Regions from separate parts of the Mus musculus genome. Here region 2 is linked to region 1. A link is a loop called in an ENCODE intact Hi-C map of the cell type or tissue named here. Cell type or tissue: heart. All regions are shown on one strand.

The links. Peaks named below come from ENCODE experiments on the same cell type or tissue, not always from the same donor. Only the 100,000 strongest peaks of a DNase experiment are listed, where the experiment ranks them.
Region 2: it touches region 1 in a loop (4-fold over the local background); 6 of 42 quality-filtered maps call a loop at or near these places.

What each region holds. Positions count from the first base shown.
Region 1 is chr11:31,614,050-31,616,549 of GRCm38, reverse strand. No RefSeq gene overlaps it. Among named protein-coding and RNA genes, the nearest start is that of Gm35063, 2.5 kb to the left of the region's middle. In heart, a CTCF peak has its summit at 1,207 (motif pointing right); a DNase peak (open chromatin) is centred at 399.
Region 2 is chr11:30,674,724-30,677,223 of GRCm38, reverse strand. No RefSeq gene overlaps it. Among named protein-coding and RNA genes, the nearest start is that of Acyp2, 27 kb to the right of the region's middle. In heart, a CTCF peak has its summit at 960; no DNase peak of the experiment used is centred here.

The DNA.
Region 1 (2,500 bases):
ACTCTCCAGGGATCTGGCCACTTTTCCATTACAGCCCCAAGTGCCAGTGTCACAGTCCTGAGGGCCACGCCCAGTGAGTCCCATTAGTAAGGCTGACATTGGCTTCTTCAAAGCCCACACACCAAGACAACCCGGCTCTGCTTTTGTGTGCATTTGTGTCTCCCCTGCACCCCCTTTTTTCTGTCTTGACCCATTCCAAGACCAGGAAATCCTCCCATACAGACATCTGTAGGCTGCTGCTGGGACCAAATTCCTCCTCTCTCATTCCGATGACGAACAGCGGGGGCCACCGTCTAGCAAGAATCTTCCATGAACCTAAGACCCACAACATAACTAGCCTTCTTCAGCTGACGTCATGGTTTTAGCTTCTCTTGGGATTATTCTCCATGCTTCCTTTGTTCCTGCGTCACCTGGTACGGAGCCAACTGCACAATACTCATTGCTCTGAAGGACAAGTAAGTGCCTTTATTCTCGTTGTCTTCAGAGTTCTCGGTGACAGCAACAGGGAAGAAACGGGGTAGCCTAGGAACCTCTCAGAAGCAACCTCAGAAAGGCCTGAGTTTGAATCCACCCCTTTTCTCCTATAAGGCGTGTGAATTCAGACAAGTTACAACAGCCTGCTAAGCTTTCTTTACTCCAAAGCAAAAGGAACGGCCTTCTTGTGAGGCATCATAAGAACAGCGCATGCGCGTGACCCCTGGTAGGTGCATCGAGCGACTGCTTTCGCTTTATCTTTGCCTGTCTTTACTCTCCACTGTAAAGTTATTCCTGAGAATTACACAGCGCATGGACGCTCTGCAGCTCCTTTCTGGCCCGTCTGCACTCTGAAGGATGAGCCTACTATCCTGGCTGTGTGTGACCAAGACAGCTCACACCTCCCATCGAGCAAGCTCTTCCTGGAGTATCGCACAGGGTGGCCAACTCTCAGCTGGGGGCGAGTGGGGGGAGGGTTAGGACTGGATCAGTTTCTTCTACACAGAGAATTTTTCAAAGACATTTCTGTCAATCAGTTGTCTTCATCTCCTCACACATATCCATGACTCCTGTCTCCAACACCAAGAACCCCAGTCCACTCCCTGCAAAATAATACCAACTAATGTTCATATAAAGATTTTTATTTTTTATTTTTAAAAACATACTGTATCTCTCGACTCTATGATGCTTTAGGTCTGGACATTTACTTATAACAGAGCTAGGCTGCAGTACCACTAATGCCCGAAAGGTGGCACCAGCTCACACACTTTGATAAGCTTTTTAGGACTTGAGATGGGTTTCAGGCTGTATAGAAGAAATTAGCTGCATACTTCTTGGCTCTGAGATGCTCAGGAATTTGTGAATAGCCTGTCAGAAGAAGGGAATTGCTGAGCGGACTGCCTTTCCCAAGGCTATAGTTGGCGAAGCACTCTTAAAGTTGATTTACAATGAGAAGTTCTTGAAAGATCCTGTTGTCCACGGTACAATTTAGCCTCCTTTGTCATTGCTGCCAGGCGGTAGTGAGTGAGTGTGCCCAGCTCTTCTTGGGTGACACATCAGGAAAAGCTTCAAGAGCAGTGAGACCCCAGAATGCAGTCGTTTTCTTTTTTAAAAAGAATTAAGAGGCAAGTTCATCTTCCTCCGAAAGAGGTAGACACAGAGCCTCAGAAAGCAGTCCTCAGCAGGGAGACAACTGCCTAAGCTGGATGGGCATTGCTCACCGTGGTGTCTAGGCAGGCAAACCCTACCTTCCTATAAATCCTCCTTTCACAGACAGAGCCTTTTGCATCAATTGTCAAGCAGGTCAGATCAAAAGGCTTTGGGTGGCGCTCACAAAACCACCTCGGCCAACACTGCGTCCACCCATGACTCTAGGTGAACTTCATCAGGAGCTTCTTAGCATCTGCAGCCAGATGAGATGCGGGGCTGCTGAGTTAGAGGATAGCTTTTGCCCGACATTAAGCACGGGCATCTTGAGGTTGCCATTCAGAACACAGTCTCTGCAGAAAACGAGAACTAGCTTGTGGATGACAGAAGCCAGAGATTCGTGTTCCCTTCCTGCCCACGCACACCTTCCCTCTTGCCTCTAGCTCCTAGCGAATTTGCCAGTGGTTTGGAGTGGAGAAGAAATCACATCAGGGGCTCTCAGAAGGAGGTACCAGTCTGTAGTTCTAGAGACTGCAGACACCATGAGAACCCTGGTGCTCTCTATTCACCGGGACATGCTGGGGATGATAGAAGGGCTTGGGCAGTCTGCTGAGACGAATGCACATGCTCTGAGATGAATGCGCATGCTCAAGTATTCTGTCATTCTTTCATCTCTCCGACTCTCATTTAGCCCCTGCCTGGCTTCTGTCCTGCCACGCTGGGCTCCCGGTAGATCACACACTCACACGGAACTACTTTGACAGTAGCAGCTTCAGGCAGCCACTTCATCCTCCTGTGACACTTGGCATTAGGAAGTCAGAGCTGCCTTCCTGCTGACCTTTACCTATGGAGACTCAAAGCCAGGACGTCACTTGACAGC
Region 2 (2,500 bases), 940 kb after region 1:
CATAAGAACAATTACCCATGTCTTCCCAGCACAGAATCTGTTATTGTTAGAAGCATACATAAGTGTTAGTATTTGTCAGCTTGCTCATAGTGTCTCTGCTAAAGGCTGTACATTAAGGATGTGATAAACTACAGCCATAGCAGGCCTTGTGAAGCTTGCATGTTGTCTGGTTTTCCCATTCTGCTAGAACTTTCAAGATCACAGACCTCTTTCTATGTTAAATTTCATCTTATTGGTGACTTAGAAAGAGTCTAATTCCCACTTTTGATCTAGACTGTCAGACTGAGACAAACCCCAGTGGGTTAGTACATTCAAGGTAAGTCAAGTCTTAGTTTATTGAGAACAGCCATTGTTGGAGTGATCACTGATAAATAAAGTGATAGGAAAAAATCTAAGAGAATAGAGAATCTAAGAGGGTAGAAAAAGCTCAAACATAAAGTATGGAGAACTCTGGACAAACATGTGACAAGAGGATGACCTTTTATCAAGAAGCTAATACCAGGCTTCATTATCCTAGAGTCCTGCTGGTGACTCTAGCCTGTGCCACTGCAAATGTCCAGTCTGAACATTATATCTTCATGGCTTCCTAGATGTTGGGAACAGAAATACCTTTAAAATAGAACTTAAATTCTACCCTCTAGACAAAAAGCAGACCAGATGAACAAGGGTCCCCTGTTCTCAAAATACAAGAAAAGTTTACCTAGTTAGGCCCATCTTCCTAAGGATTTCATATAAATCTTAGTATGCAGTCTATCTCTTACTTACAAATAAGGCAGAACTGATTCTTGTCTTGTGGCTCATTGAAAGTACAACTAACAGTCATTATCACTGAAGAAAGAAGTCTAAGTGTTTTCAACCTAGGATTACTCACTGGGAAATGAATAGTCTGTGTGAGTCAGCCACATTTTGCTGAGGTCTTGCTGTGTTCATCCATATCTTGTCTTGCACTGCCCTCTTCCTGCTGTTCAGAAAAGGGCCTTGAAGACTGGATGCTTTAGGAATTTCCCCATTGGGGAAATGTCAACTCCAGAGTAGATTATGCTATAGAGATTAGGTCTGAGAGAAAATTGCAGAGTTTGATTCACTCCTATTACATGGGTTCTGGAAGACCAAACTCAGGCGGTCAAGCTTGGGCAGCAAGCACTCTCTGCAAATTCTTTTCTCTTTTCTGTTTTGAATCTTTTGATTAGGACATGTCACTCTCTTGAATTTATCTCCTTTAATTTTTCAATATTGGCCACCAAACCCAAGCCCTTGTATATCTCCAGTGCATTCTTATTTTAAATGACTCTAAGTATTTAGATTCCAATTCTATATCTTCTATTGTGTTTTGTACCTTGTCATCACTGAAAGAACACATGGCCTCACAAGGTCCCATGCTGTATAGCTGCACTCGAGGCACAGCCAATGGCCCCAGAGTGAGTGAAAGTGATACGAACTCATGTCTGCCGCCCAAGCCTGCTGTAGGGCAATGCCTCGGACCACACCCACAGCCCCAGATAACCAAGCCATAGTATGTGTGTGTGTGTGTGTGGGGGGGCATGAGTGAAAAAAAAAAAAGCCATGAAGTAATTTGTGGCACGCTCTAGTTGTAATTGGCTGAATTTAGCTTAAAAAATGCATTCTGGTACTGCAAAATCACTTAACTGAGCCCTTGATTGCAGAATATGTACCTGTACTAGGGTCCCACCCTGATAGTTTTTCTCTGTGCTTAACAGAGGCAGGCAGATCTCTAAATTCTTTTGCAATGTTAAAATAAATGTGCTTGCTATCTCCTAAGAATTAAGAGGCTGGGGCCCTGGGATACTGATTGGAATAATCAAAAGGGAACCTGAGGTAATGACTGGACTGATGTGTAAATAAAAACTGGGCTTTCAATCTGCAAGAGATGAGCTATCTAGAGAATTTTTAGAATAGCACAAGAGAACTTCCTGGAGAACTCTATGAGCAGAACGTAGAGCAGTCTGGAAAACTATCTCAAGCAAAACATAGGCTGCCAGCTAGGACCTACAATCTGACTTTGAGTTGTTTGTTTCACTGCTCTCAAACACCCCTTCTCTCAGGACCCCTCTCCAAGCCAAGGCAGGTCCTTGACATTTGCCTGCATGTATGTCTGTGTAAGGGTGTCAGTCCTAGAATGAGAGCTGGGTATGAATCCCAGGTCTGCTGGAAGAGTAGCTGCAAGGAATGCGTGGCCCCAGGAGCCACTTTTCCCAGTGCTTCAAAGCTGCCTGGGGTGCTCTGGTTCCCTGCTGCACTTACCACGCGGTCCTCATGTAACCAAGCCTAGAGCGTGTGTGAGTGAATATGATAAGGTAGAAGCTCAATGAAGTAATGTGTGAATGCCTTAGTTATGATTGGCTAAAATTGGTTAAATAACTTCCAGTCTGGGACGGCAACTTACTCATTCCTGGAGTCCAACAGAAATGTCAACCTGCTTAGAGACGAATCCACCTGGTCGCCCGCTGCCAAATGAGACAAGCCCACATCTCTCAGACCC